Regions from separate parts of the Mus musculus genome. Here all the other regions are linked to region 3. Evidence: chromatin loops called from intact Hi-C (ENCODE). Cell type or tissue: heart. All regions are shown on one strand.

Region 1 (8,000 bases), 110 kb after region 3:
TTGGGGCCTCACCCAGTCTCACCTGTGGAGTGATCCCACACCAAAAGTTGGAATAATAGGTCTGAGAGTCCAGCATCGGGGCCACCACCGGCAGCTGCCGATCTATGAGAAGCTTCAGTGTCTGGTTGTTAGTAAGAATGTTGTCTGTATCTGCGAACTTTGGAGAAGGACAGTGTCACAGGGAATCCTGTCTCAGACTCGGGACCAGAGTTCACTGAGGGGGAATTTCTTCAGAGTAGCTCTGAGCACACAGAGATCTAACCAGGGCCAGAGAGAGGCGCCTAGAAAGGTAAAGGCACTTGCTGCCCAGCTTGACAACTAGAATCCAGTCTCTGGGACCCACACAGTAGAAGGAACCAACTCTGGAAAGCCATCCTCTGACATGCACACACATACCATGGCATGTGCACTTATATATACATACATGCATACATACATACATACATACATAATACAGGATACAGGATACAGGATACAGATATGAGAAGGGGCTAACCATTTCTGACAAAGGGCCATTCTGAGATGCTGGCTTAGAGCAGAGCAAGTAGCAGATCTAAGAATCTTGTCTCAAAAAACCAAAAAACCAAAAAAAAAAAAAAAAAAGAGTGCTGGGGGGTGGTGGCACATGCCTTTAATCCCAGCACTTGGGAGGCAGAGGCAGGCGGATTTCTGAGTTCGAGGCCAGCCTGGTCTATAGAGTGAGTTCCAGGACAGCCAGAGCTACACAGAGAAACCCTGTCTCGAAAATAAAAAAAAGGACTGGTAGCTCTTGCAGAGCACCTGAGTTGGAAACCCATTGACCCAATGGTGACTCACTACTAAGTGGAGTTCGCTTCCAGGCCCCCTTCTGCCCTCTGTGGGCTGCATGCACCAAGACACCCACCTTTGAAAAACAAAAGTAAATCAGGTGGTGGAGGCACACACTTTGGATCCCAACCCTTGGGAGGCAGAGGCAGGAGGATCTCTGAGGCCAGACTGGTCTACAGCATGAGTTCCAGGACAGTCGGGATTACACAGAGAAACCCTGTCTCGAAAACCCAGTGAGCAAACATAACAAAAATATTGGAAAAAAATTCTATTCTGAGCTCTAATCCAGGGATCCAGGCTCAGTTTATACTCTTGGCATACAAAAGCTCAGGAATCTAGGAACAGCATATAACCTAAGACCTGTACAAGGAGCCAGGCTTAGTATCTAGTGTGAGCTTAAATACAGGGGTCTCAGCTCAGTCTTCAGAAGATCTGTCCTATAGACAGTTTGGTTATAACCAGACTTTATTGGAAGCAGGTCCTGAGGCCTCCCCCATACTCTGTAGCCAGGCTTTCTTACCAGGATGTAGTCAGCTCCCCAGTCCCTGGCAAAGGCCAGTGCTTCCTGCCTCAGCTCCATCAAAAACTGATGCCGTTCTTTGGTCCAGTGCTTGGGACCCTGTTCATCTGGGTAGGACCTGAAGTGGAGAAAGGTGAAATGCTCTCTTGAGAGAGGGGCCTCTCGTTCTCTGCATAGAATAGACATGCGTGCTCTGGGGGCTGTGCCCTGGGGAATAGCTGTTCACCATCTTCCAGTACCCTTGCCCTCGGTTAACCACCTGGCCTCCTCCTCAGGCTTCCAGACGACAGTCGCATAGTCCCGACCCACAGCAGCCAGCCATTCCCGGAGCATCCCTGTGGTGTTGTCCATGTTGTGATCTGTGGCACACCTGTGAGCACAACACAGAATGACTGTCCTGAGAGCGATGGGGCAGAGTTGTGCGCTCCAGTGGAGGTGCTGGAGGATGTCCTGTGTAGCCTCAGGCAAGGTCCATGCCTCTCTGTGCTTCACGTCTGTCCTTCTAATTTTGTGCATTGTACTGTGGGAATTGAACCCAGAGACTTGTACACATCAAGCAAGCCCCTGACCCCTGAGCCATCCTCGGCCTGAGTGCACTTGAAAAGTCCCTTGAGCTTAAAGATTGCACCTGCCACGTCCCTTCACTTCCGTCCCTCTTCATGGCTCCACACATCAGGCCTTTTCCAGCTCAGAATCAGACAAAACAGTCATTGCCTTTCTCTCCTTACCTAACTCCCCCCAGCTGTAATTAGGCTCACACCATGCTCCGACAACCCCTGAGAAGTGTTAGTGGTGATCCAAGTTCTGTTACCATGGAGCACAGCTTTCCCTCTGCTGGGGAGGGGGCTCTAGTAATGGAGGTGGAAGGCTTAGCCAAGAGCCCAGGTTTTAGGCGATGCTGTTCCTTTAAGCCAATTCCCCAGAACTACGTGTCAAGTCTTACAGGGGTGGGAACTAACTAACTCCCCAAGTGTGGTGGCTGTGGGCAGCCTCCCCAGGCCACAGCTCCACCCCAGCCCAACTTTGGTGTGCTGTGAGGAGTACTCTATCTCCAGCCTCTGCTCAGGCTCCTCCCTGTTTTGACTTTTTTAGACAGGGTACTGCAACCTCTGATCCCAGCGTCCCATGAGACCACACCCTTGGCTATCAGAACCAGCCAGCCCCTCTCTCTACCCAGAGAAGCTTAGCAGTACCACTCAGAAGGGCACCCGAGCATGCCGCCTGGAGCTGAGGGTTCCCTCCACCTGCTCTCTAGAAACCTCCAGTCTGACTGATCCTTTCTATGCTGGGCCCCAGGGGATTCCAGAGGTTCAGTCTGTTCTACCGCACATCAGGCAGACCACAGGTCTTTACTGCGATGTACTGCCGAGCCCCAAGGGCTAGGTCAGAAAGGACAGGCCTAACTGAAACCCAGGGGAAACCCGGGAAGCCGGGGACGCCCGAGACATGTAGGGAGCCCAAAGGAGGGGTGAGTGTCCCTGGGCTGAACCCTGGCCTCAGAGGTCTATTCTTGCCCCGCGGGGTCTAGGAATACTGTTGAAGGGCTGTCTGGGAGGGAGGAGCTTGTTCGGGTTGTGTCTGGGCAGAAGTAATGAGGCCTCCAGGTCAAAAGCCTTCCTGGGTCCTGGGGCTTGATGCCCATATGCACCCACCCCTGGATCTCTCACCAGAGGGCCAGCCTGGCCCGGGGGTAGTCCAGGCGCTCCAGCGCACCCAGGTAGTGGGGCAGAGAGTGTTCAGCATTGCGGGCCAGGATGGCAAGGACCACGGTGGGTAGCGTCGGCTCTGTGACACTGGCAGCCCGGAGCTGCTGCCCCAACAGGAGCAGCAGAGGTAGGAGCCGCGCAACGTGCATGGCGGGACTCGGTGGCTGTGGAGGGCCCCGGGTTTCCCACCACAGTAGGGAGGGGGCGGGATGGGCGGGGCATGGAGGCGGGGTCTTAGAGGGGCGTGGTTACTGCCTTGGGGCCCCTGCGCCCCTCTTAGGCGCCTGTACGCTCCGCTGTCCTCTTCTCCGCCCAGGCCCTAGAGGTCCAGGGTTAGGCACCTGCTCCAGACGCGTCCTGGGGTCCGCCTTCTCCGTGTGGACCTCGGAAGGCGTTGGCACGGAAGGAAGGATCCGTGGGCCATGGTGGACCGCTTGTACCATGGGCGTTCATCTCACTCCTGGAATACTGACACCCGGGATTCCCGGCTCTCTGCCTCTCAGCCGTGGAGGCTGCAGTCTTCGCGAGGAGCCCAGGTTCCCGCCCCCTGCTCCATCTGAGACGCCCTCTGGCGGCCTGAGGCAGTAACTCCACATACCCAGCAGATGACGCGATGAGTTGGAGAGCAAGCCCAAGCTTGGGGGAGAGGACTGAGTGCAGCTGATCTGGCCACTTCCGCGACCTCGCATCACCTCCGCAGGCTCCGGCCCTTAAAGCAAAGCCCTTCTTTCAATTGCTTTGTTTGTTTGTTTGTTTGTTTGTTTGTTTGTTTCGAGACAGGGTTTCTTCTCTGTGTAGCCCTGGCTATCCTGGAACTCACTTTGTAGACCAGGCTGGCCTCGAACTCAGAAATCCACCTGCCTCTGCCTCCCAAGTGCGGGATTAAAAACGTGCGCCACCACCGCCCGGCTTCAATTGCTTTTTAATACAATAAAATTAAAGATTGCATCTTTAACTTCCCAAATAAGACCTAAGCAACATCATCACATTGACTCTGAGGAGCATTTCGTTTGACACAATGTGTTTGTTTTTTCTTTTGAAAGAAGAGTTATTTGGGAGGGGATGCACTTGGTCCTGTGGAGGCTTGATGCGCCAAGAAGGAGGATACTAGAAGGGTGAGGAGGGAACAACGGGTGGGTGGGTGGTTGAGCTCCCTCTTAAAGGCGAAGGGGAGGGAGGTGGGATTGGGGAGATCCTGGAGGGAGGACTGGGAAGGGGAACAACATTAAAACATAAATAAGGGCTGGTGAGATGGCTCAGTGAGTAAGAGCACCTGACTGCTCTTCCGAAGGTCCGGAGTTCAAATCCCAGCAACCACATGGTGGCTCACAACCATCTGTAACAAGATCTGACGCCCTCTTCTGGAGTGTCTGAAGACAGCTACAGTGAACTTACATATAATAAATAAATAAGTCTTTAAACAAATAAATAATAATGATAATGATGGTAATAATAAAGCAGAGCCCACTCCGACTGAGGGTAGGACTTAGGGGTCACCACAGAACCTCTGATGGCAACCCATCCCGCTTCCAAAATAGGAGATACAGCCTCCTTTGGGACAGAGCAAATCTTGGGACTCTGTTAGAATGAAAGGGAATCTCCAACCTCTCTTAGGAGAGAAAAAAGGATGAGGGAAAGGGGCTTAAGATATTCTTGCTGGGTATCTGTCACCAATCTCTGACAGTCACTTTCCCTGAGTCTCCTGATTCTCACAGGTAAAACCTGACTGATGATGGCTAATGTGAAGGTTTGCTACAGGGAGACCTTGAGCATGAATGCACTTGAGGCGCGCTCTCTCTCTCTCTCTGGGTAGGGAGCCTGAGCCAGGCCTCTGCATCCATCTACCTTCCCTCTGCCTGAATGGTCTGCTTTCCTAGATAGAGCTGCTCTTTAGCTCTTCGGGACACTAGGAAAGTGGAAGGACACACTCCCTCTATTGAGAGAGGATGGAAGGAGCAGGTTCAACAACGAAAGCGCTTACCTGATGATGAACAGTCTCCCGGGGGCTGGACACTGGACTCAGATCTCTACCCTGGCTTTGGTCACAGCTTCCTGTTGGACTCTTTCCAGGCCAATGGTCCTGCAATGAGAAGGGCCCATGAAAACATCCTGGAGGGAAGGGGGAAGGCAGCGTCCTCTCTTTTGCATGGCAGTCTCCGGCACAGGGATTGCTGGTCCCCATTGTGGATTCTCTCTAAAGCTGTCCCCATCCTACTCACCCAGAGCCACTGCCCACTCTATTAGTGACAGGGGTGCTGTGGTCAGAGTGCTTGTGACCCCACCTCCACCCTGCAACACTCATATCTGAAACCTAATCACCAGTGTCATGGTACTGAGACAGAGGAGAGACTGGAGAGATGGCTCAGGGGTTAAGGGCACTGGCTGCTCTTACAAAGGACCAATTCCCAGAACCCATTTGTCAGCTAACAACCATCTGTAATTCTAGTTCTAGGAGATACAAAGGCTTCTGGCTTCCTCAGGCACCAGGCCTGAGGCTCAGACATAGCCTGGTAGATCACACTTGTAATTCTAGAGCTTGAGAACCCGAGGCAGGAGGATGTCATGGCTGAGCTACAGTGGGATTTTGTCTCAACAATAATCAATTAATAAAAAGTGGGGGGCTGGAGAGATGGCTCAGCAGCTAAGAGCGCTGACCGCTCTTCCAGAGGTTCTGAGTTCAATTCCCAGCAGCCACACGGTGGCTCACAACCATTTGTAATGGGATCCAATACACTCTTCTGGTGTGTCTGAAGACAGCTACAGTGTGCTCATATACATAAAATAAATACATCTTTAAAAAATAAAGAGGCTGGAGAGATGGCTCAGTGGTTAAGAGCACTGACTGCTCTTCCAGAGGTCCTGAGTTCAAATCCCAGCAACCACATGGTGGCTCACAACCATCCATAATGAGATCTGACGCCCTCTTCTGGTTCATCTGAAGACAGCTACGGTGTACTTATATATAATAAATAAATCTTTAAAAAAAAAAAAGTGGGGCTGAAAAACAGTGTCAGCAGTTAAAAAGCACTGACTGTTCTTGTAGAGAACCCAGGTCCAATTCCCAGCACTCACATGGAGGCTTACAACCATCTATAACTCCAGCTCCAGGGGATGGAACTGCATCTTCTGGCTCTGCAGGCACCAGGCACTCGCACAGTGCATATACATACAAGCAGGCAAAATAGGCAAACACATAAAATAAAAGACATCTTTGTTTGTTTTGAGACACGGTTTCCCTGGCTGTCCTGCGACTTGCTCTGTAGACCTCTGGCCTTGGGCTCAGAGATCTGTTTACTTCTGCTGGTCAAGTGCTGAGATTAAAGGGATACACTACCACTACCACCAGCCCACCCACACCGCCCCTGAGGTAAAAAGGTAAAAATTAAAGAGACTCAAGAGAGGTCTTCAAAACACAAGAATGCCACCTGTGAGGAACAGGTCCTCACCAGACAGCAGATCTTCTGGATCTCGACCTTGGTCTTTGCAGGCTCAAAATTCTGAGCAAAAGCTTTCTTTCTTTCTTTCTTTCTTTCTTTCTTTCTTTCTTTCTTTCTTTCTTTCTTTCCTTCCTTCCTTCCTTCCTTCCTTCCTTCCTTCCTTCCTTCTTTCTTTCTTTCTTTCTTTCTTTTCTTTTTGGTTTTTCGAGACAGGATTTCTCTGTGCAGCCCTGGCTGTCCTGGAACTCACTCTGTAGACCAGGCTGGCCTTGAACTCAGAGATCCTCCTACCTCTGACTCCCAAGTGCTAGGAGTTAAGGTGTGTGCCACCACTGCCCGGCAAGCAAAAGCTTTCTGGAACTGGATAGCCAGAGGCAAGGGATCCTGAGTTCTAAGACATCCTACAACTACATAGCAAGACCAGCTCAGGTCCGACATAGTGGTGCACATCTATTACCCTGACTCTCGGGGCTGTCTCAGGAAAACAAACAAAACAGGCATGGACTTCGGGGTGGCTCCGTTGGTAACATACCTGCCAGACAGAGCATTAGGATCTGTGTTCCTATTCCCAGAACTCAAATAAGAACTGGGCACAGGTACACATAACCCAGATCCAAGGGGTTCAGGTGGATCCCTGAAGACCTGAATAGTGCTCGCTAGTTGATCTAGCCAATTCAGGAAGCCCAGGTTCAGTAAAACTCAAGAGCTAAGATGGAGGTCTGAGGAGAAAGTTCCATGAGTAAATGCTTGTCGTGCAAGCACGAGAATCTGAGTTCATATTCCCTGAATCCAATTAAAGCTGGATGCCCAGCTGTGGTCCCAGAGCTACAGGGATGTGGTAAACAAGAGAACCACAAGAAGTTCCTGGACCAGGAAGCCTGGTGCATGCTGAGGCAAACAGGAGACACTGTCTCAGATGAGATGCAGGGCAGAACTATCGCCTGAGGGTGTCTTCTGGCACTGAGTCACGCCATGCTAAGCCCTGTGTGTTTTGCTTGTTTTTCTGAGACAGGCCTGACTGTAGATTATAAACCTGCACAACCATGCCTGACCCAAGCTGGTCTTGCTATTTAATTGCAGAGTATCTTAGAACTCAGGATCCCCCAATACACTATGGTATATATTGCACACATACACACGAACCTGCATGTGCACACATACAAACCTGCAAACACACACACACATTTTTTAAAAAATGAAAAGAAGTGAAGCAGGAAGTGGTGGAACACGCCTTTAATCCCAGCACTCAGGAGGCAGAGGTAGACAGATCTCTGTGAGTTCGAGGCCAGCCTGGTCTACATAGTGAGTTCCAGGACAGCCAGGGCTACACAGAGAAACCCTGTCTCAAAACAAATACAATAATGTGGACAGAAATCAAGGAAGACACAAATATACATACACATCTCTCACAGATATAAATGAATAAATTATATAATTGTGTGTGTGTGTGTGTGTGTGTGTGTGTGTGTGTGTGTGTGTAAAGGAGAAGAAGGAAGAGGAGGAAGAAAAGAAGGAAGGCCCCTGAGAGAA
Region 2 (8,000 bases), 87 kb after region 3:
TTATTTTTGATTTCGAAACAAAGCCTCACTAAGTTCTAGCTGGCCTCTAATTCTTAGCAATCCTCCTGCTTCAACCTCCCAAAAGCTGGGATTATAGGCATTCACCATGATGTTTCAAATGTTTTTTTTTTCTTTTGGTTGGTTGGTCAGTTGGTTTTTTGAGACATGGTTTCTCTGTGTAACAAGCCCTGGCTATCCTGGACTTACTTTGTAGACCAGGGTGGCCTCACACCCACAGGGATTCTCCTACCTCTGCCTCCTGACTGCTAGAATTCAAGAAGTGTACAACCATGCTCAGAAATTTTACTTTTCAATGGTTACTACTGAGGTAATAAAATAATATTAAGGGAGCATTTTTATTTCAGCCTTCTTTTGAGGACCCAGTGCCTTTCAGGAAGGCAAGCAATATAGGGCACTGAACCAACCCAAGGCCTTGCTAAGCATACACTCAAGTCAGCTACACCCCCGGGCGGAGATGCCCATCTTCCTGTGCTTTATACTGCTCATAACGCGTTCCGTGCACTTCGGAGCGTACCCAGGTTCCCTGGGAATGAACTGCAAATCCATGGATGATTATGAATGTCACAATTACATCCATCTTGGGGGTTTCTCGTTTTCAGAGTAGCAACTATAAGAAAAAGACTGACTCTAAAAGAGCAGGCTAAGCAAGTTTTGTTTTGTATGAGTCAAGATATCGCCATGTTAACCCTGGCTGGCCTGGAATTTGCTGAGTAGACCAGGCTGGCTTTGAACTCAGAGAGCCACCTGCTTGCTTGTGCCTCCCAAGTGTCGTGTGCTGGAATTAAAGGTGTTGGCAACACACCGAAGCATTATTTTGAAGTCTTTACTTCTACTGATTAAGGAAGGAGTTTGTTCAGAACAGAATTGAAAACTATTTTAGCTTCTTTTTTTTTTTTTTTTTTTTGAGATGTTTTTTTGAGATGGTTTCTCTGTGTAGCCCTGGCTGTCCTGGAACTCACTTTGTAGACCAGGCTGGCCTTGAACTCAAAAATCTGCCTGCCTCTGCCTCCCGAGTGCTAGGATTAAAGGCGTGTGCCACCACACCTGACAAAGAACATGTCTTGGCAGGCTTGTAGCTAGAACCCGTGCTGACAATGCGGGGCAAGCCCAAGAAATGTACCGTGTGTGATTCATTATATGGATGGCTTATTAAGGCTGGAGGTGGATGGATGGACAGATGGATGAGTGGGTGAATGGATGGATGGATGGATGGATGAGTGGGTGGATGAGTTGGTGAGTGATTGAGCAGGTACATGGATAAACACTGTTAAGATATAGCATAAGACACAGTATCTTGGGTATTAATACTGAAGATACTCCATTTGTTCCAAAGCAGTGTGGATAAATGCTTGCATCATCTATATGGCCAGCAACATTTTCTTGGCTATTTTATAGGTTGGTTTATGTACACATGCACACGTAAACATCCTCCATGTTAATTATACTTCAGATACTATGACAGACATGTAAATCTATGTGCAAAGCAGAGGCTGAGTTCAGTCTCCAAAATGAGACAGCGTCCTAACTCCAGTTCTGCTGCTCTCTCTGTAAGACTCCGGGCATGTCAGCTCCCAGCTGTTTCATGTCTACAGTGGAACAGCAGGATCTACCACCCAGCAAAGCTGCAAGAGGCTAAGTGGTGCCATAAGTTACAGGGTTTACAAAGGCACCCAGTCAATGAGGCTCACTGGAATCTCTGCAATCATACCAAGTCTGAGGCCTGCTAGAATCTGACTGACCAGTCCAAGAAGAGCAGCCTGAACAAGACTGAGCCTACCTCCCACTTGCATCCCACATGCCGGGCAGATGATTTTCCAGGGGGCATCCAAGGTACCTTGGTTTTCACCCGGACACTCCGCCGTACATTCACGGTGTCCCCTTTCATTCCGCGCTTATGAGATTTCTGTGGGGACAAAACTAGAGTCATCTCCAGGCCCAGCTGCCCAGTGTCACTCAGGTGGCATATGCCACCTTTGCAGAGGGGCCTCTTCTGAGTAATGTTACTGCTACTGCTGCTGCTGCTGCTGCTGCTGCTGCTGCTGCTGCTGGGAACCAAAGGCCTACCTTCTAACCAGGCAACTGACCTCCAGAAAAAAATGTGTCTCCCAAACCTTTGGAGTCAGCAGTGGGAGGAGACTGGGCTGGGAGACAGGATCTGCAGCCATGACCTCGCCCCGCTGCCATGCTCCTACCTGGCTGCTGGCTGCTGACGGTTTCGGGAGTTTTTTTATGTGGACGTGGACAGGAGTGTTCTCATCCACGTGAACATGTAAGGGGGGAGTTGAAGATCGGTCCTTCATGGTTCACTTCTGGCAGGCAGGGGAGGGCAACACAAAAAAGATGGATCTGTGGATGAGTAAACTAGGCATGAAAACAGAGCTCAGAGGCTTCTGGGGACACCTGAACGCTCAGCCACCAAGTGAGCAGGACAGCTACCAACTACTGGCATGCAGGCAGGAAGCACGGCTGGCGTGACACTCAGGCTGACTCTGCAGAGGTCTCAGCTGAAGGCCTCCAGGTCCGCTCAGGACAAGGTTCTCTAAAAGCACAAGCAGGGTCCTCAGAGCTGCAGCTCCACCCAAGCCAGACGGACTGGGCAGCTCCGCCTTGGACTTAGTGCAGGTCGGCTGCAAAGCTGTATCTTCCAACCAGACATGCGAGTTAGTGTGGGAAACACTCAAAATGGTTAAGGTGCAGATGCATGCAGGCCACATGCAAGCAAGGCACTAGGGCACAGAGGAGGCCAGTGGGGATGCCAAGTGTGAGGAGAGTGTAGAGACTCCAGAGAAAACGTGAGCAGAGCTGGACCCCAGGAACAGCCTTGCCCGCCGGCAGCCCCCATCCCACCTCTCTCTCATGCTTTTATTTCTTTTTTTTTTTCTTTTTAAAATATCTGTTCTAAAGATGTTGGGATGTCCCTGGAAGGCTATCAAGACAACCTCCTCACACCTGACTCCTTCCTTCATCAGCAAGCAGGCCATGCTTCCCAGCTCCATACAGAGCACCTGGGCAGTCCCTAGCAAAGGCTTGCAGAAGCAGTTCTGATGGTACCGTTGTGAGGGTCACCTACCGTAACAGTTACACTGGGTGCGCCACAAGGTGTTCTCAAGACTTTTTTCTGTGTGAGACTCGTTACTCCGTTCTTCCCACACGATGGAAACCTGCACCCGGGCACAAGAACCAGATTATGAGCAGAAAGCCAAGGTTCTCCTGTTTCTCAGCTCTTGGGAAATGGCACACTGCATGTGGTGGCTATTGCGTCGGCAGCTTGGAGCAGCAGTCTTGAGTCCCCTGGCTCTCTGTAGATGAGCACAAGGCGCGCATGGTGTGCTCAGCAGGAGGGTGATACCAGGTGTAGGCTGTCTGCATGGCTGGCCTTTTAAACCTGCCATCGCATCACATGTATTGTGACCTTGTGCTGAAAGCCTACCTGTCATCTCCAATCAGGTGACCCAAAAAAAAGCTGCCAAGGCACCAGTCTCAACAAGGGTTACAGTCCCCAAGCTCCTCTGGGGAAGCGTTCAGTGACAGGTTAACCTAAAACATGCAGCTCAGGAGCAAAGTCACTGGGACACCAGCTTGTAAAAGGAAGGCTCACACCCTTGCTGAAGCATACGAAGACCCCACTTCCCAACGTGGTCCACTCACTGCCCACACCAGAGCCTTGCTTGTACATATGCAGCCCAATACGACAAGTGCAAAACAGCCAATACTGTGCTCCAGACCAGCAGTCCAGCCAGAGTCCCGGCTGGGGGAGAACGGTCTGCAATGGTTAAAGCTAACCTAGCCCACTGCCTCCTCACAGTTCCCAGATAGCCTTCTGCCGACCTCACCAGCTCTTCAGGGGGAAGACTGAAACCTAAAGCAACAGCACCATGGTCTGCACTCTGCTCGGCTCACAAACAACTACTGAGCGAGCCGGACGGCCACTCGGAAGAAGACTGTTCAAAGTAGAACCTCAAGTTTTCCCCCCTTCTACTTACTTATAATATCTCTGCTCACTTTAACACTAGTTTAGAGGTGCCATGGTGGGAAACGCTTTTAAGCCACCACATGGGACGTGGAGAAAGGAGAATCGGGAATTCAAGCACAACCTTGACTACCTAGTGAGTCTGAAGCCAAGCTGAACTCAAAGCATTAAGAGTGATCTTGTTTGCTACTAGTAAGCTGTAGGCGGGGGAGGGGAGTCTTTACTCCTCCCCTTTCAAAGTCACTTTCAAGTGTTTTGGGTCCAGACTTTCAGTACCTGGGAAACTAAAAAAAAGTTTCCATTGAGCCTGGCCTGGGGAGCCCTGACCACCTTTCCCTGCCCTACTGCAAAGGCGCCCCCCACATTGGCTGTACCTGGGGGAGCCGCCTGAGGATGAGGCAGACATGGTTAAGCATCAAAGCCGCAAAGATGGGCAATTGGGTCGGCAGGCTCTGCTCAGGGGGACCCAGAGGGGCTGGCCAATGAGAATCTCAGGGGCCGGGCATCAAACGTCCTCTCTCTGAGGGGAGGAGGGTGGAAGCTTTGGGGGTGGCAGTTGGATGAAAACTTGGGAGGCGCTCCTCTACTGTCCAAGTCGCACAGCAACTGTCCTGCCAAAGTGGGGAGGGAGGGAGACAGGAGAGGCTGAGCGACCTGCGGGGTGCCGAGTGCGCCGCCAGGAGGCAGGTGGAGGGCGCGGCAGGACAGTGAGGGGCCACGTCACTGAAAGGAGGACAACGACCAGCATGCCCAGACCCCACCCGGGAAGAATAGCGGGCCGACGGCTACTAGGGTTTAAACCTGAGGGCTGCCTGGAGTGCGAAGAAGGTGAGAACTGCTAGGCCCCAAGTGGGCCCCCCAGGGGCGGGAACCCGCACAGGGAGCTGGAGGGATCTTCGGGACAGTGCCTGGGCAACTGTCTCCTAGGTGAAGGGGCGTTCCCGGCAGAATAGCTACCAGGGAGAACCAATAGATGGAAGGGGTGGAGCGGCGGCCTAGGCGGGGCGGCATGGAGAGCCAGACCGCTCCTGGATCACCCACATCCCTGGAGCTGGTCTGGAGGGTCCCCGGAGGCCTGCCCACCCCGAGCGCATGTAACTGCTGCGGCCCAGTCCGCAGAGAGCAGGGGTGGCCTCCGGGGAGGATGGGGCGCACGGCCACCCACCAGCGGGCAAGAGGGGACGGGGTTCTGCCCATAGAAGGGCGCAGCCCTGCCCGAGGACAGCAGAGGAGGGAAAGAGCGCTGCCGATGGCCCGGAGAGGACGGAGGCGGCCGGCCCGCCCGTTAGCGGGAGGAGGAAGGGCCCGCGCCCAACGAGGAGCGGGGCGGGCCGGGTTCGGACGCAGGAAGGAGCGCGCCTAGACTCGGGGACGGTGCCCGGTCGAGCCAGCCCCGGGAGCGCGGGGCTTGAACCCGCGGCACTCTACGCCCTGCCCCGCCGCGTGGCCTCTCACCAAGAGCGGCACGGCTGCGCCCAGAACCGTCTCCTTATGAAGTCGTTGAAGTCGGAGGCCAGGGTCGTGCCATGGAGACGCCGCGGCGGATGCAGTCCGGCTCCCGCGGCGGCTCCTCCCCGCTTCCGCCTCCTTTTCCGACAACCGGTCGGCAGCTCGCCCATTGGCCAGTTCAAACCCCCCCCGGAGCCTCTCGGGTTTCGCCATTTAGGCCCAGCCCCCAGCGTCACAGAGATGCCCCGCCCCACACGGGGACGCTCCGCCCACTTCTGGGTCACGAGGCCTGTCCACCGCCCCGTCGTCAGGGAGACACGCGACGCCTCCCGCGCCAGCCGGCCTGGTCTTGCCCCACCGTTCAGGCCACCGAGTCCCCTCCGCCATTTTGCCCTGGTCCTCCTGAATCCTGAACCCTAACGCGCTCCCCTCGAAACACAGGAGGAAGCTGGACGCAGAGGGCGTCTGTACAAGCGACAGGCTGGGGCTTCTGGAAAGCCATTCCTATGCCTCGGCCGCTCAGTGCAGACAACTTGTGCACACTCCACAAACTGTACCCCTCTCCCACACGCCCCAAACCGAAGGAAGAGGCCGCACTCCCCACGCCCCTGCCGCCCTCCCGCACACCGTACGCCGCTTCTATACGGACCTGCTCTGCTGAGGTTCTCTCTGCTGAGCCGCCATCTTCTCAACTATGCTTCCCTGTTAGCCAATCGTGGGGGACTGTCACGAGGCTCACGTTCCCGCCCTGGATTCTGGGAGACTTTAACAACCTCCGGGCTGGGTAGACCTCATTTCCTTGACACCTTAACTCCAACACAGTAGTTGTGCTCCCACCAGCTCCTCCCTGGAGCGTGAACTACCTTCCCACCTCCACAGCCGGCAGGGCAGTCTTACCATGTCATATTTGTTCGTCAACCCTTGACGGTTCATTTTGTGCGTGCAACCCTGGCTGGCCTGGAACTTGCTGCGTTTGAGCAGAAATCTGCCTATCTCTGCTGCTTGCTGGGGTTATAGGAGTACACCAGCAAGCCGAGCCTTTCTTCTTCTTCTTCTTCTTCTTCTCCTTCTCCTTCTCCTTCTCCTTCTCCTTCTCCTTCTCCTTCTCCTTCTCCTTCTCCTTCTCCTTCTCCTTCTCCTTCTCCTTCTTCTTCCTTCTTCTTCTTCTTCTTCTTCTTCTTCTTCTTCTTCTTCTTCTTCTTCTTCTTTCTTCTTCCTTCTTCTTTCTTCTTCCTTCTTCTTCTTCTTCTTCTTCTTCTTCTTCTTCTTCTTCTTCTTCTTCTTCTTTCTTCTTCCTTCTTCTTCTTCTTCTTCTTCTTCTTCTTCTTCTTCTTCTTCTTCTTCTTTCTTTCTTCTTCCTTCTTCTTCTCCTCTTCTTCTTCTTCTTCTTCTTCTTCTTCTTCTTCTTCTTCTTCTTTCTTTCTTCTTCCTTCTTCCTTCTTCCTTCTTTCTTTCTTCTTTCTTCTTTCTTCTTTCTTCTTTCTTCTTCTTCTTCTTTTTTTCATGCCAGTAATCTCAATGAAGGAGGGAGATGGCCATGAGTTAGTTGAAGGCCAGTCTGTATCCCTCAGTCCTACCTATCTCTACCATCCTGAGGTTCCGCAAGAGCATACAGCTGGGGACAGGAACTCCGAGTTAGAACCCTTGCCTGACCTGAGCAAAATCCTAGATTCAATTTTCAGTAACACGTGCGTGTTATAATCTCCACGAATCATTGTCTCCACTCTGTCCAGCAGTTCTCTCTAGACAATTACCAACAGAGGCTTTTCCAAACTTTTGTCTCTTCTGCATTCCATACATCAAGTTCCCTATTTCATAGAGAAAAAATCTACCAAATGAAATTCCCTTAATATCTACACACTTTCCCACCCTTAGCTGCCCTTCTGGTCTGCCTTCAGATGTATGTGTGCTTCTTGCTGCCTAAGATAAACAACCTGCTTCAAGGTGCAGCTCAAACATGTCTGTAAAGTGTCTCCTTTGTAAACACGATGGTACATAGCTATAATCTCAGAATTCTATCAGGAGGCTGAGACAAGTTGATTTGGTCAGGAGTTTGAAGCCAGCGTGGTCTACATAGCAAGACTTTTCGATTTAGTTAAAATAATGAAATATCCTTTTGCTACTTCCAAATGGAATTGTTGCTCATGTCTTAGCATGTCCCTATTCATTGAACTAAGTCCGTGCTACATTCAAGGCACATTAGCACCTGCCATTCAGTCTCAGAGGAGTACATGACCTATCATACTAATGAAACCAGACAAGGAAAGCTTTTATGTTGTCTATTCCATACTAAACAGTCTAAACAGTCCTCCCTGTTAGTCAGCTATTTCTGACTTTTGCAATAAAAGGTCTGAAAATGGACGGTATTGGAGGAAGTCCGGCCGGCGGTGGCAGACACCTTTGATTTCAGCATTTGGGAGACAGAGGCATGCAGCTCTATGAGTTTGAGGCCAATCTATTCTACAGAGCTACTTGTAGGACAGCCAAGGTTACACAGAGAAACGCTGTCTCAAAGAGCCAAAAATAATAAAAAGAGGAGTCATTCCTGAGGTGCTAGAAG
Region 3 (8,000 bases):
GTCAAGTCACAACTCAGATGCTCGCATAACTTTCCCAGCCCTGAGCGTCAGAGAAAACCCAGTTACACAAGCTGCCGACAGTCCAGGACATGAGCAGGCAGGGCAGCAAGAGCATTTAAGAAACACCAGAACTGACTGGATTGGAAAGAAAGCCTGGGTCTGACTCAGGTCACTTCTCAATATAGGCATAAGCTAGCAGTGGGAGCTTTCAGAGATGCACCAACAGGAATTTTAGAAAGAATGATGACAGGCACGGAATACAGCAGACTGTGCCAGAAAAGAGCAGCACCGTGAAACCCTACTTCTCAGCTGTGGAACACTGGGCAGGTTACACAAAATTCTCTACGCCTTAGTATGTCTACCCTTCTGTGACAGAGAAATAGAAACCTTGCAAGCTTATGAAAATTATAAACATCAGCCAAGTGTCTTGCGGTACCTTACTAGCTACTAATAGCAACTTGACAAATGCTAACTAACAATGTATATAGTTGATTGACAAGCTCTCAAAATGGGGCACAAATGAACTCAGCTTTGGATACTCCCTCTCCCAAGATGATTCCCAAAAGTCAAAACACTTAAATCTGTTTCTCCTGGGCCTATCTGTAGCTAGGTTATACTATACAGTCCCATATACCCCAGGAAAACGTCTATTCAGAAGTAAGAAGCCAACTGACTTCATTTACCTAATAACGATGGAAAATACTTGTATTTAATTGAGAGATGTATTACACTAGCCAAATGAGTTCAATATAATTAACCATTTGGTCATAGGACAACCAGCACTCCCTTTCCTTAAAATCATTACTAATAATTAACAGTTCCTAGCTGGACATGGTGCTGCACACCTTTAATCCCAACACCCAGGAGGCAGAGGCAGGCTGATCTCTGTGAGTTTAAGGCCAGCCTGGTCTACCAAGCTAGTTCTAGGACAGCCAGGGCTACACAAAGAAACTGTGTCTTGAATCTAAAAAAAGAAAAAAAAATGCTTAGATTCACCCAAAAAGTCAGTAAAGTTCATTCCAGAATACCCAGAGCATGTAAGATGCCAGCAGGGCAAATATGGCACAAAGGTCTTTGATGAAGTAACACACACTATAATCTCAGCATTTGGGAAGCCGAGACAAGAGTTGAAGCACAGCTAGATCCTGATACAAAGAAAGAAAACAAAACATACAGACAAACAAGAAGTCTATGTATCCAAGGGCTTCAGAGATGACTTAGTGATGTATACATACCTCTGTTAGAGTCCTGAGTTCAGTTCCCAGTACCCACACAGGCAGCTCACAACCACCTCTAACTCCTGCCTCAAGGAATCCAGCATCCTCTGAGTCTGAGTGCTCACGCACAAACACATATAGAATTCAAAAACAGAAACTACAGTTTTAAAAAGGGCATCCAAGGTAGGCCAGATAAAAGTGTATCTTTGAGAAAATCAACATGGCAAAGAGAAAAGTGTACTCTCTCCCTTAATACTAAATAATAGTATTACCAACCTTCTTTAACAAATGAACATATGCTGACTCACTCTACTGCAAGAATACTAATACTGTTCCTACCACACACACAAACCCTGGCTTCCAGTCTTGCTTTCAATCATAATAATATCTGGCTTGTGGATTTCACTAGAAGATGTAGTGTCTCGAGTATGGAAAAGCTGAGCTTCTAAAGTGTTCACCGCTCCTGCAGGGGAGGCTTTCAGACCAGATAGTACTCCTACTTACCCGGATGGTTTCAGATGCAAAGTGCCCTTCAGAAATCATCAAGTTTCCTGTCTCGTCCAGCTTCACAATGGCTCCTGAGTTAGCCTGTACTTCAGCTTCAAAGGCTTGGTGCTTCTGCAGCTTTCCCTGGTAGTGGAACACAAGTAAGCCCCAAGTGTTACCACACAACACTCCTCTTGTCCCCACACCAAAGGTCCCTTGTCCTCATTCCCATCTGCTCTAGTGAGGGAGGCAACCACTCAAATACAAAGGCTATGTATCTCTACAACCCTGGCCTGTGAGCACTTTCAACATGGCAGGTGCAAGACACTATAGAATATTTAAATTTATTGTCTATGGAAAAGCAGTTTTATCTAGAGAAACAAGACCACACTCAGTTTTCCTAGCTCTCAGTGTTTACCCTGTTTTTTTGTTTTTTGTTTTTCATTTGTTTGTTTGTTTGTTTGTTTTTGAGACAGGGTTTCTCTGTGTAGTCCTGGCTGTCCTAGAACTCACTCTGTAGACCAGGCTGTCCTGGAACTCAGAAATCCGCCTGCCTCTGCCTCCCAAGTGCTGGGATTAAAGGCGTGCACCACCACGCCTGGCTTCATGTTTACCTTGTTTAATTCAGTCATTCACATTCCACTTGCTTAAACCTTGCCTACATTTCTTTCATTCATTCATTCATTCATTCATTCATTCATTCATTCAATGTATGCAAGTACACTGTTGTTCTCTGCAGACACACCAGAAGAGGCAGGTAAATCTCTGAGTTTGAGGCTAGCCTGGTCTACATATTGAGTTTCAGGGCAGCTAGGGCAGCACAGGAAGACCCTGTATTAAAAACTAAAAATCCAGCCGGGCGTGGTGGCACATGCCTTTGATCCCAGCCCTTGGGAGGTAGAGGCAGGCGAATTTCTGAGTTTGAGGCCAGCCTGGTCTACAGAGTGAGTTCCAGGACAGCCAGGACTACACAGAGAAACCCTGCCTCAGGGTTGGTGAGATGGCTCAGTGGGTAAGAGCACCTGACTGCTCTTCCAAAGGTCTGGAGTTCAAATCCCAGCAACCACATGGTGGCTCACAACCATCTGTAACAAGATCTGACGCCCTCTTCTGGAGTGTCTGAAGACAGCTACAGTGTACTTACATATAATAAATAAATAAATCTTAAAAAAAAAAAAAAAAAAAGAAACCCTGCCTCAAACCCCCACCCACCATCCCAAAAATAGAACTATCAGTTTAAAGTAGTGGTTCTCAAGCTGTGTGGTCAGCAAAAACATCAGAAACACAGATATTCACATTATGATCCAACAATAGTAGCAAATTACAGTTATAAAATAGCAACAAAAATACTTTTATGGTTGGGAGTCACCACAACATGAGGAACTGCAGCATTAGGAAGGTTGAGAATCACGAGTTTAAAGTATACCGAAAAGAAAACCTCATGCTTGAAAGCCACTCTTACTCCGCCCCAACCCCTCATATGTTAGGGTCTTCTCAGAGCACAGAGTTGGTCTTTACAATGTGTCTGACTTACATTATAGCTACCCAACCTTTTTTGGGCCCCTGACTTTTGAGAGGCAAGAACTGCTGGTACTCAGACATACCTGCAAGTTGGTTGGGTCTTTGTAGTTCTCATCAGATGCAACTTGAAGCTTCTCCTGAATCCACTTCTCCAACTCCTCAGCATCTCTTTGAAAAAACTGGAACCGATAGGAATCCTCCAGCTTCTGACGCCGTAAGGTAGAGAGCTCCTTGAAGCGGTGGTACCGATCCAGGACTTGCTGTCGTCTCTCCTGGATGTCCTCGGCTGTTTCCAGCACTTTGACCCCACTTGGATCCATTTTCTGAAAAGACAGAATGACTGCAAATAAGCTCCACAGACAAGATATGTAATGGAATTAAGCTCTCTGAAGGAAAGGAATCAAAAAATCTAAGCAAACTATGAAGTAGCCTCTTCCAGGGAAAAACCCCATATGAACAAGTTATTTCAGTGTCCTAGGCAACCCCTGAAGGGTCAAGACGCACAGGCTGAGACCCATTGAGCTGTCTATTTACTCCTCACAGCACCTCCTACTCTGGCTCTTCAGAGGATGGTTTTGATAGCAACAAAAAGTGAAGTAGTTAAAGTGAAGAGCTAAGGGGCTTCAAGATTCAAAGGAAAGATTGATATTTGAAGAATTCATAAATGTTACTCAAAACAAATCTTTTTATCTTGATTTTGAATTGTAGATGTCTGAATTACTTTTTTTAAGTTTTTTGAGACTGGTGTTCTGTGTAATCCTGGCTGTCATAGAACTTGCTCTATAGACTAGGCTGGCCTCTGCCTCCTGAGTGCTGGGATTATAGAAATGTACAAGCACCATTAGGGTGACTTTTTAAAAAGGGAGGTGTCATGTCACTGCTGGCCACTTGTTATGTAATTACAGATAACCTTGAATTTCTGACCCTCCTGGGTGTTGAGCTTACAAGAATGTTCTACCAACACCAGGTTTTATGCTGTACTGGGGACCACACTGAGGGTCTTGTGCATGCTAAGCACTTTAACAAAATTGAGATATATTTCCCACCTCTAATTTACTCTCATTTAAACCAGCTTTCCTATTTATCACAGAAACTGTGAAGACTGGTGTAAATTCACTAAACCCTAATTTTGTTTTGTTTTGATTTTGTTTCTTTTATATATGTGAGTACATTGCTGTTTTCAGACATACCAGCAGAGGGCATCAGATCCCATTACAAGACCTATGGGAGAGATTTCTTAACTGCTGAGCCATCTCTCAGGTCCCTAAACCCTACCTCATGTTAAACATGCAATTTTCTAAGCAGTTTTGCCAAATTTAATGTCAAGGAGAGAACTTTACCTATTATGTGAGAAACAAAGATAATGCTACTTAGATCTTATAAGAATTAAGTCACCATGGGAATAGAGAACAACAGTAGAGCAACTGCCTAGCAAGGTTATCAGTTCCATGCCAGCATCAAAGAGAAAAAGAAACCATTTTATACTCTAGTCATTTAAGACCACAGGAAAAATAGATGTAATTTTATATAAAGCTTCTAAAATTCAGCAATACATGACCTTTCCTACTATGCTTAGAGTGGCTAAGAATGGCAAGTGACCTTTCCCTCTTTAAAAGTACAGTCTTTAGCATATACCCATCAATCAACTGATTTCTCAACATCAATGAATTTCTCTCAGGAGGCTGAGGCGAAAGAATGGAGATTTCAAGGCTAGCCTGAATCCCAGTCAGATGCTTCAAAAAGCAAACAAGAAGAGCTGGAGCGATGGCTCGGAGGCTGTCTTACGAGCATTAGCTACTCTTCCAGAAGAGGCAGGTTAGGGTCCTAGCACCCATATGGCAGGCTCACAACTACCTATAACTCCAGTTCCAGGAAATTCAATATATCCCTCTGAATTCATGGACACCAGGCACAAACAGGTACACATAAAAAACAAACAAGGGCTGGTGAGATGGCTCAGTATACCTCACGGCTGACAATCTAAGTTAGACGGCTACAATCTATATAGATATGGGAGAAAATCAATTCCACAAAGTTGTCTCCACATCCCCTCATCACATACACATTCACATACACAATAAATACTCACAGCCTGTGCCGGGAATAGCGGCCCATGCTTGAAATCTAAGCACTTTGATGTGAAGAGGCAGAAGGGTTTGCCACAAGTTCTGAGCCAGTCTGGCAAACATAACAAACACTAGGCCCACACCTAGGCTAGAGTGAGACTGTGTCAAAACAAAGTACAGTCTTCAGAGGGGATCCTGAGTACATTACGTAGGGCAGATGACAGTAAAGTCCCATCCAGAGCCTATTCTAATAATGAACTGTGTAAAAGGTAGAAAAACTGTGCTACCAGCAATACCTGGGAGCTTTTCCCTTGTCCCATTTCCTGCTACTGCAGGACGAGGGAATGTCTGGCAGGCTCGGGATTGGGATGGAAACCCTTGAAGGTGCTGCCACACTCACAGGAAATACTGCTCAGTGAGAACTGTGTGCACCTTTACCAGCTTCAAGGACTGTTCTGATGAAGATGATACCTTCCCGGGAAGCCCTGAGGTGAGTTTAACTGTAGCGCTGTGTCTTTCAGATTATACGCTATGGAGTTACTTGTTTGGTGGTCTCATTTCCATGGTACAGGACATCTACCACTTGAATACTAAGCAGCACTCCACCACTGAGCCACAAACACACGTGTGTGCATGTATTATATGTGTGCATATGTGCCTCCAAGTGTACAACTTTGTCAGGCACTTTCCTCTATCTTTTTAAATAAAACATCCAATGCATGCGATGGCTCAGCTGGTCAAAGCATGTTGCTGCCAGCCTGATGATCAGTTTGATTCTCAGGATTCGCATGACAGGAGAGAACCCACTCTTACAAGTTGTCTGTTGATCTCCATGCACACGGTGGCACAGGAGCACCCCTGGACATAACAAATACATATATGTAATAAGCATCTTAAGTATATATACATTTATTATTATTATTGGATGGTGGTAGTAAGAAGAGGTAAGAAGGGAAAAAGGGAGGGAAGGAAGGGTACAGACCACAGCTCTAAAAAGCACTGAGTCATCTCTCCTGCCCCATCTTACCTTATTTTCGGACACACAGTCTCTTCATTGAAGCTGTAGCTTACTGACTTGACTTTGCTGCCCAAACAGCTCCCCTTATACCCAACTTGAGTCACTGGAGCACAATGCTATGCCTAGACTTCCTAACAATTGTTTTACCCTGAGCCACCTCCCCAACCAGGAAAAAAGTCCTTTTCTAAAACACAATTCTCTAGAAAACTCCAAAGCAATTTTGTTTTTAAGCTCCTCATGGAGCTGCAGATGACTTTTAACATTGGGTTCTCCTGCCTGGGATTAGACATGCCTGGCTTGTGCATAATTTTTTTTTGCCTAGAATGTCCCATCCCTTCTTTCCCTGGGAAGCCCTATACATACCTCAAGATACATAGAAATAAGTATGTTCCAAGCCCTATCTACCCCCTGCCCCATCTCTGCTGCACTACACTGTAAGGAGCAGAGCACCTAGACCTACTTCCTCCTGGTGAGCAGATACCTACTGTCTGAAACTCCTAGTTCTGGTGTAAGGGCAGTTAAGAGTGCTCATTTAGTCTGTTTCCTGCTTTCCTCTAGTTTGTGTACTGCATCAGTGAAGAACTGTCCTGCTGAGAAGGCTCCTAGTGTCTTGTGTGTGTGGAATCACGGTCTGTATGATTTGTCTGTATACTGTTCAGGTCAAAATTAGAAAAACGTCTTAGGAGGATGAGCTTTAAGGCTAAGCCAGGAGATAAATCTAGAGGCAGGCTGAACTGTGAACGGAGTCCCACCTGATTTCCTGTACCCTGACTGCTTCTAGCATCAGCAAGTATTTACAGACATAAGGTGCTCTTACTGTGTTCCAATATCATGCTCTGCTCAAAGAAAGTTTAGACTCCTGTCTACAAAAAACTGGGTAGGAATGATAGCAGGTTACACGGGGGAAAAAACCCAGAGACTGGGAAGTAAAAACTCATCTTCAGTAGGAAATTTGGGGATCCAACCAGAAATGTTAGTTAGGAACAGTTTCCCTTTGCTGGACTATCTAATTTTTCTTTTCTGCTCCTAAGGTGAGGAAGTCAGATAAACCATGGGTGAGAAGGCCATCTTAATAACTACCCACTCTGAAGTTGGACCAACAACGCCTGTGGACATTACCCTTACTTTTTATGTTCTTAAACTGAGTTTGCTCTGCTGTACATATTGTTAACTCTCTTGGTATGGTAACAAGGATTGTTTCTAAACATTTAAATGTAAGAAAGGCAATTTGAAAGAAATACAACTTTAAGCCAGGTATAATGTAGCATGCCTATAATCCCACCACTTTGAAGGCCGAGGCAGGGGCTCTCCTAAATTTAAAGCTAGCCTGGTCTATATAGACTAAGTTCTAGGCCAGCGAGGACTACATAGTGAAAACCTGTCTCAGAATAAACATATATGCTTATTGACTAAATGACCAAGCAAATTCAAAAATTAATTTGCAAGGAGTAGGGTTGGGGGCTGGATAATGGTTCTCTTTCTCCATATTGTAAAACTACTTCTAAGGCAAATGTTAGATTTGTGACAAGAATGACAAATAATCTGCTAACTAAAGATATTCAACTAGGTATCACCAATCAGTTGGGCTTCGCAGAATGCTCCCTAAGGAAGCCAAACTCTCTTCACTACTACAGGCTGACTTCAAACAACTCAGCAAGACACAGCCCTGTACCTCGGTAGGTAGGTGAATTG

Evidence for each region. Peaks named below come from ENCODE experiments on the same cell type or tissue, not always from the same donor. Only the 100,000 strongest peaks of a DNase experiment are listed, where the experiment ranks them.
Region 1: it touches region 3 in a loop (4-fold over the local background); 5 of 42 quality-filtered maps call a loop at or near these places.
Region 2: it touches region 3 in a loop (2.5-fold over the local background); 4 of 42 quality-filtered maps call a loop at or near these places.

Annotation. Positions count from the first base shown.
Region 1 is chr2:29,864,720-29,872,719 of GRCm38, reverse strand. Cercam (cerebral endothelial cell adhesion molecule) reads right to left here and starts at 3,226. Exons shown (of 12, transcript NM_207298.2): 1 at 2,995-3,226; 2 at 1,587-1,697; 3 at 1,328-1,445; 4 at 23-157. The coding sequence starts at 3,182. 2600006K01Rik (a long non-coding RNA gene) reads left to right here and starts at 2,309. Exons shown (of 3, transcript XR_003954007.1): 1 at 2,309-3,160; 2 at 3,350-4,148; 3 at 4,325-4,369. In heart, a CTCF peak has its summit at 3,608 (motif pointing left); DNase peaks (open chromatin) are centred at 2,529, 2,699 and 3,559; H3K4me3 peaks cover 2,601 bases; H3K27ac peaks cover 2,428 bases; H3K27me3 peaks cover 393 bases.
Region 2 is chr2:29,887,368-29,895,367 of GRCm38, reverse strand. Odf2 (outer dense fiber of sperm tails 2) reads right to left here and starts at 5,378. Exons shown (of 21, transcript NM_001369060.1): 1 at 5,157-5,378; 2 at 4,366-4,602; 3 at 3,092-3,182; 4 at 1,799-1,924. The coding sequence starts at 4,397. In heart, a CTCF peak has its summit at 4,663; DNase peaks (open chromatin) are centred at 4,947 and 5,677; H3K4me3 peaks cover 2,505 bases; H3K27ac peaks cover 2,510 bases.
Region 3 is chr2:29,973,924-29,981,923 of GRCm38, reverse strand. It overlaps Sptan1 (spectrin alpha, non-erythrocytic 1), which reads right to left. Exons shown (of 57, transcript NM_001177667.1): 2 at 3,308-3,547; 3 at 1,722-1,847. The coding sequence starts at 3,544. Among named protein-coding and RNA genes, the nearest start is that of Sptan1, 12 kb to the right of the region's middle. In heart, a CTCF peak has its summit at 4,390 (motif pointing right); no DNase peak of the experiment used is centred here.